2 separate regions of the Homo sapiens genome follow, and region 2 is linked to region 1. A link is an interaction called in ENCODE POLR2A ChIA-PET data of the cell type or tissue named here. Cell type or tissue: HepG2. All regions are shown on one strand.

The links. Peaks named below come from ENCODE experiments on the same cell type or tissue, not always from the same donor. Only the 100,000 strongest peaks of a DNase experiment are listed, where the experiment ranks them.
Region 2: POLR2A ChIA-PET joins it to region 1 with 6 read pairs; 3 of 35 experiments call an interaction of 5 or more read pairs at or near these places.

Annotation. Positions count from the first base shown.
Region 1 is chr6:131,842,798-131,846,797 of GRCh38, forward strand. All of the region lies in intron 1 of ENPP1 (ectonucleotide pyrophosphatase/phosphodiesterase 1), which reads left to right. Among named protein-coding and RNA genes, the nearest start is that of ENPP1, 37 kb to the left of the region's middle. In HepG2, no CTCF peak of the experiment used is centred here; a DNase peak (open chromatin) is centred at 1,604; H3K4me3 peaks cover 2,774 bases.
Region 2 is chr6:131,785,030-131,789,029 of GRCh38, forward strand. No RefSeq gene overlaps it. Among named protein-coding and RNA genes, the nearest start is that of MIR548H5, 5.1 kb to the right of the region's middle. In HepG2, a CTCF peak has its summit at 3,571; DNase peaks (open chromatin) are centred at 2,292 and 3,562.

The sequences.
Region 1 (4,000 bases):
GGACACTCGTATTTCAATGAATGCCTGATACAGAAAGAATAATACACATGATATTAATGCCATTGTATTTGAGGGAATTGGTGAGGGAAAAAAATTTTTTTTTTAGTATTTCTTTTGACTCACTAAATGTCTAAGAACTAATGATTTAGTTAACTAAAGAAGCAGGAAACTCCAAATATTCCAAAAACTTTGCTTTTACTTTCTGTCTCCCAGTTTCTTGTTTTCTAAGATAAGATGTATTTCTATGGTTTCTTAGAAAATATTAAAATTTGAAAAATACCTAAATTGTTATGGAGATTAAAATGGATGGTAGATTATGATATTGATGAGTTAAACTGCTTTGACAGGAAAATTCAAACTAAATTAGGTTTCACAGCTCTGAAAATTATTGAAGGGGAATTTCCTACTAAAAATCATTCTGATTAGGTGTTTTGTAACAAAGTAGTAGATATTCTAAATTTCATCTTTTATGGATGTGACTGTCAATGAGAAATGATCATTTCTATTGTCATACTTTTGTTTCAGTTCTATGCTATGCCTCATCTTATAAAAGGTAAATCAAGAACTTCTTTTTAATAATGAAGAGGTGATTTTTAAAAGTCAGCATGTGTCTTCAGCTACTTAACAAGAGGATAAAGAGCTATATATAAACCATGTGTATTTTAAACCAATGGTTACCATTTAAATGCTTGCTTACCACCTAGTCTTTCCATAGTAGTTTTCCTGTCCATCTAGTTCTTCTACTCATATACTCATATCCAATTTGTCCTGCCCCTTTCAGCCATTCCACCCATGCCTTAATTCTCTTATCCCCTTTTGTATTCTGTTTTCCCCACCTTTCCCTCTCCCAGGGCATGTCGTCTTTTTTTTTTTTTTCCCCCATTTTCCCACTTCCACTCTTAGAATTTCAGGCCATTCAAGTTTGTTATATTCCATGATTTCAGATTAAGCTGGGCTCCCAGAGCTGGAGGGTCTTTTTACTCTTCCCTCGTTGACAGTCTTTGTTGTCGCCACTGGTTTGTTGCCATCTTTCACATGGGATGCCCTAAGCCCTCTCTATTCCTTCCACACTCCCACCCAGATGCTTCTTACTTGGCCAAGAAGATTGAAGAGGTTCCTCATCAGCTGTTTCTAGCTTCCTGTTGCTATACCTTAGTTTGTTTTGTGTGTGTATGTGGTGTTTTTGTGTGTGTGTGTATATCTTCCTCTCAGCCTTCTGACATGCCTATCTCTGAGCCTAACCCTCTGAGAGTATTTTATTGTATAAGTAAAATATGACTTGTTCAACCAGCTTCCTTAAAATGAGCTTAGGTTGTTCCTAGTTTTTTTGTTCATTTGTTTTATGAATACAGTTTTGAAATAAACACCTTGGACAACTATTTTGGCCACTTGTGAGAGTACAGTTAGTACTAGCTTTGCATGATTCTCTGACATGCACAAATTTCAGTTACCACAGTTTAATTAAATAAAACCAGCTCCCAACAACATAGTTCAAATTTCATTTACCAAGATATATTAACTGTGAGTAATTGCGTAAAGTACAAACTTTGCTGCTAGCTCATCAGTCCACAAATCACTGTGCAAATAGCAAGTGCAAGTTATGGTCAGTGACCAATTGCATCATTTCTTTCAAAATCTGCCAGTGATTAGCCCATAGGCATCTTTTAGTCAGTTCATGCACAGACAGCAAAAGCATGTAGTTGTGTTGTTGCTTTGCCTCTCAGAGGTAAACCTATATGACGTTTTCAAAAAGTGGATAATTGAAAAAGTGAATGAACTGATGAAGAATGAAAGTAAAGAAAAGAAAGGAGGTAATAATGCTGGAAGTGAAATTGAAGTCAAAGTAAATGGAGTTATGGAAGAAACAGCTAACCGTGGGAATGCTAACACTGCCATGGTGCAATAGACTCCAGATATGAAGCCAGAGGAGTCTAGTGAAGCTGAATTTTTTGACATAAATGAGGAGAGTGGTTGTGAGAAAAAGAATGAAGATATCCCAGAGGGAGTGACACTGCCACAAAACTTCCTCTTGGAGACATTTCATAATGTTGAAGGTGCAAAGCTTATGTGAAAACATTGGAAACTGATCTAAACTTAGAAAGGAATATGGAATATGACAATTCTCCAAGGCACAGAAAATATTCTCACTCTGTATTGTGAGTTATGTGATAGATGAGAAGAAGGTAAGTACTGTTTGGACTATTCTAGATAAGTTTACAGATAAATACAATTTCAATTCTTCATGGTTTTTTTTTTTTTTTTTTTTTTTTTTTTTCCTTGAGACAGAGTTTCACTGTGTCGCCCAGGCTGGAGTGCAGTGGTGCGATCTTGGCTCACTGCAACCTCTGCCTCAGCCTCCCAAGTAGCTGGGATTACAGGAGCCTACCACTGCACCTGGCTAATTTTTGTATTTTTGGTAGAGACGGGGTTTCACCATCTTGGCCAGGCTGGTCTTTAACTCCTGACCTCGTGATCCACCTGCCTTGGCCTCCCAGCGTGCTGGGATTATAGGCATGAGCCACCGTGCCTGGCCAATTCTTCATGTTTTTAATGTTTTAAATTATAATACACTAAATATAGATGTTTTACTATGTTTTATTTTCTTATACATTTATAATTGACAGTAAAACAGTTTTTGTTGTTGTTTTGGCTTGTTTTTTTTTTTTTTTTTAATTTTTTTTGAGCATCTTGCTCTGTCGCCCAGGCTGGAGTGCAGTGGTGCGATCTGTGCTCACTGCAACCTCCGCCTCCCGGGTTCAAGCGATTCTCCTGTCTAAGCGCCCCCGAGCAGCAGGGATTATAGGCGTGCATCACCATGCTGGGCTAATTTTTTGTATTTTTAGTAGAGATGGGGTTTCACCATGTTGACCAGGCTGGTCTCAAACTCCTGGCCTGAAGTGATCCCCCCACCTCAGCCTCTCAAAGTGCCTGGCCGTTTGTGATGTTTTTGATAGATATTTTTAGAGATTATCTTTCCATATAGTTGTGTCAGTTTACACCACCATCAGAAGTTTAGGAGAATCCATTACTATTCTCTTCTGATACCTTGTTCTGCTTATTTGCCCTTGTTGACTTGCTCAAGCTCTTCCTCTGATACCTCCTTATTTTAAGGAATATACACACACACACAAAGAAAAACACATGTTTTTGCATCCTTAAAGAAGGCTAACCTTTTGCTTTCTTTGCAAAAACTCTTCCTTTCTTTTATCCATTTTATTTTGAAGTAAGTAAGACCTGCTGCCTCACTTTCCTTACCATTCACTTCCTCTTAAGTCTTTGCAGTCACTTGACAGTAGGCACCTCGAGAGCAGAGGTCATGTCTGTTTTATTACTGAATGTCCAGTACATAGTCCGTACTCAATACTCTTCATCTGAAGGAATGAATTCTTATAAAAGCCTCCACCAACCATCTACTTGGTCCTATTCACCCATTCCTCCTGTCTCTATTATCTCTTCACCTTAGCTTTCCGGAAATACTACACCATCTTTCCATACCTCCACCCATTGTCCATTCCCGTTTGCATTTTCTTGGTTTCAGCTAAGATAGGCTGTTCATTATTTATCTGCCACCTTCCATGTGCCTGCCTTCGTGGAACCCTTCTTTATGCTGCCCTTTCTCCTAGAAGTTTGCTGTGTTCTGTCCTCTCTTTCCTTCCTCCAGTTCCACCTGGCAACATCACGCCATCATTTCCCCCCCATTCAGAGCCATGCCAAAAGCTTGCTCTAGGAAACTCTTTCTGATCTCCCTCTCCCTAACCACCCCAACCTTTCTCCTTCTTTAAACAACTGTAGAACTTTGCAGGCGGTTTGTAGGGCCTACCAAATATGGGCCACTGATGTGCTGTTTTTAACTTCTCCTACCCAAGTAGAAACCCCTTGAGCTATCTCTTATTTTTTCCTTCAGTGTATAACAGTCTTTGCGCATCATTGGTACTCAATTAATATTTTATTGAGGTGCCCTGTAATCTGACATTCCAGGGAGCTTTCAAGGAAACTTTGT
Region 2 (4,000 bases), 58 kb before region 1:
GGCAGTGAATGCCTGTCCCAGCTACATGGGAGGCTGAGGCAGAAGGATCAGTTGAGCCAGGAGTTTGAGGCCAGCCTGGGCAACATAGGGAGATCCCTGTCTCTTAAAAAAAAAGAGACATGATGGATGTTGGATGTGATAGACTGGGATAAAAGAAAAGAATTCAAGATCATGTTAAAGAACAGGAGTAGTGGAAATGCAGGTTGGCTGAAAGAATAAGTGGCTCTGGTCAGAAACTAGAGTATTGAAGTTTATATTTTCAGAGGGTAGGCAGTTCCAGGTGGATATTAGATCCAGAGTGGAGCCGTGACCTGCTGAGAAGAGTGAGCAGAAAGATTCTCAGATTTAGCAGGTAAAGGAACATCATGACCATGAACATTAGCATTGCCCATGATCATGGTAGGAGTTAGAGTATGAAGAAATTCTGTGGGCAAGATATAAGTGATATCTGTTAATAATCGGCGGTGATCAGAAGAACACAAGAGAATAATCAGGAAAGAAGGAAAGGACGATATAACCCAAGGATTTCAGGAGTATGAAAAAGGAATAGTCAACAAAGCTCTTAACAGCTTGGTCTACATCCATTTTAATGTCACATATCAGGCTTTCACCTAACGGTTTCAACAGTCACAGATGATCATTGCCCAGATCTGTTATTGCATTAGGGGTTGTAAACAGATGGTATTCCAATTCTATCACTCTTTTGTTATTTATTAGCTGAATTTTGATACAAAGAATAATAGTCTCTCATCAATTATTTGGTTATCCTGAGGTACTATTCAAATAGGAAGAATAAGATAAATGCTTTATTTATTCCATTTATGTATCAATTCTCAGAATAATGAGTTTGTTTCTTACCATATTCCAAAGGTGATAAATCAAAAAGATAAAAATTATTTTTGTTAATTTATGTATTTAAGGTGATCCAAATCAAAATACTAACATGATATTTTAATTATGTCAGTTTATTCTAAGTTCATAAGGAAAAACGAAAAGGTAAAACTTGCTAGAAACACTTCGGGAAAAGAATTATAATGAAGGAAGAGTAGATGTAGCATACATTAAATATGTTACAAGGCTGTAATAATTAAACAATGTGGTTCAGTTATGTAAATATGTCAGTAGAGAACCTCAAAATAGTCTTCAGCACAAATACAATTCAGTACATGATAAAAGAAATATATAATATTTTCCAAAGATGCTTGCAATTTTCTTTGTATGATCTGATTTTGACACTTCTCACTCCTACAAGTTAACTTTGTGTTTCATTTTCTTGACTTTGCATGGGCTTTGTGACAAATGTGGAGGTGACACTATGTGACTTTAGAGGCTAGGTCTAAATGTGGTACCTATCACTTGACTCTTGGGAGGAAGTGAACCCAGGCACCATGTTTTGAGGAAGCCCAAGCAGACACATAGAGAGACCACAAATAAGCATTGTGGCTGATAGCCCCAGCTCAGGTCTTAGGTAATAGCCTGTATCAACCAATGAGTGAGAAAGTCTTCAGATAATTCCATCCCCATCACCCCAGCCCTCAAGTATTCCCAGCTGAGGACTCCAGATATCGTGGAGTAGAGACAGCCTTACCTGCTGTGACACTTCTAAATTCCTGACCCACAGAACTTGTGAGCATAATACAATCATGTGCTGCTTAATGATGGGGATATTCAGAGAAATGGGTCTTTAGGTGATTTCATTGTTGTGCGAACATCATAGAGTGTACTTACACAAATCTAGATGGCACAACCTATTACACACCTAGGTGTGTACAAACCTATACAGCATGTTAGTGTACAGAATACTGTAGGCAACTGTAACATAATGGCAAATATTTGAGTATCCAAACTTAGAAAATGTACAGTGAAAACAGGGCATTATAATCTTCTAGGACAACTGTTGGATATGTGGTCCATCATCCACCAAAACACCATTATGTGGCATGCGACTATCTAATGGTTTTTCAGTTATGCCACTAATTTTGGGGTGGTTTGTTATGCAGCTGTGATGACTGGAACAGGTAGGAAAAAGATATTCAACAGATGGTTTTAGAAAAAATAGGTAGCTGTTTGTAAAATAAAACCCATATCTAGAATTAAAAATGACAAACAACTTAGAAGAAAGAATTTTAAGTATGACATAAAAACCTGAAACCAGAAAAGATCAATAAATGTGACTACATAAAAACAAAATATTGCATAGAAAAAATAAACACTTAGGAGCAAAAGTCATGAGTAAAATCAAAAGGCCTTGACTGTATGATGAGTCAATAAGTAAAAGCCCAGGAGCCTGGTAGAAAAATGAACAAACAAAAAGGAATGGCCAATTCCCAGAAGGGGGCAGAGCAAATCATTACATAAAGAATGTCAATCTTATTATCTGAGAAATACAAATAGACCCTTCAATGAGGTACCCTCTTTTCATCCATCAGATTGCAAAAATAAAACTTGAGCAGTATAACCATAGATTTAAAAGCACGAACCCTAAATTAAAAGCCTGCCTGCGTGACTAGTTGTGTCACCTTGGGCAAATGTATTAATCTCTATTTGCCTCAGTTTCCTCATCTATAAAGTGGTAATGAAATAATAGTACTTATCTCTTAGAGTTCTGTGAGGATTAAGTGACTTAATGTATATAAATCATTTAGAATAGCGCCTAGAAAGTAGTAGATACCAACATGTGGCTGCTATTATTGTCATCACTATATATTGAGAAGTTGTGGGGGTGGGACAGGATCTGTCATGCATTGCTTGTGGGAGAGTAAATCCATTCACCCTACGTAGAGGACTATTTGCAAGGATCTTTAGAGACTTAAAAAAGTGACCCAGCATTTTCACTTGTAAGTGTGAATCCTACAGATGTAGTCACACTGGGAAATACGGTATGTGCAAAGATATTCTCTGTAACATTCTTAGGAGTTACAAGATTGGAAACAACCTCATATCCAACTCTATACAAAGGGCATTGGTTTAAAATGTAGTTCATTGGTAAAATGGACTGTAACGAAAGGACTGGAAACCTTTTAGGTTTCTCATGAAAAGAGATGGTGATCCCTGCCTCAGGCAGAGGACTGATGGAGGCACAGCTCTCTAGGTGGTTCTGTTTTGTCAGCCCAAGTGAAGTAGTCCCAAGTGGAGACAATCTGCAATCACATAGCTCAGTGCCTAGCATATTTTAAATGTCCAATAAGTGGCAGCTGGTATGATCTTATTATTTATCATTATTTATTTTCTTGACATAATAGAGTCGCATGGCAACAAGGCTCTCTATGAGGCACCTGTGATTGTTTTTTTCAATGCCCGCTTGAATCATGATTAGCTTGAAGCCCAAATTTGCTCCGCAAAAGCAACTCCACCTCTCGCAGGGGCTGCCAGACTGGGCTGTCATCAGCAGCTGTTTCCCAGTGGGCCCTAGTCACAGCTTACTGCCAAAGAGCATACTTGAGTGAATCCTTAAAGTCCTTTTTGTCTCTGTGATTATTTCACTGTGTTTATAATACAGCAACTGCTGGAGAGCTGAGCTGCCCATTCATCTCTTGTGGCAGCCTTAACTCTGAGCTGAGGAGCTTACTGCTTCCTTGTGGACAGACTGATAACAGCCTCACATTGTGACCTACAGAGTTTCCATCCCCGTTTTCAAAGATACATAATAATTTACTAAAATAAAAACTTGCTGCCTTTTACAGTTTGTGATTCACAAGATTCAAATATCTCTATTCTGAAGAAAGTGTAAAAATAATCAAAATGCATCTTTATATTTCACTTTTTCCATTTGCACAGAACTTATTCCTATGAAATGTCTACACAAGTTCAACTTTTTATGTTTGAGGAGAAAAAACAAAAGACATTCATTTCCCTATTACAGCCCTCAATAGAATACTTGCTACTTACAGTATCTCAGAACTGAAGTTAAATCAAAACAAAAAATATCTTTACTGATTTCCTTCCTCAAAATCATTCTGTGTCTTGCTTTCTTTTCCAATCTCCTTTCAAATGTATAACT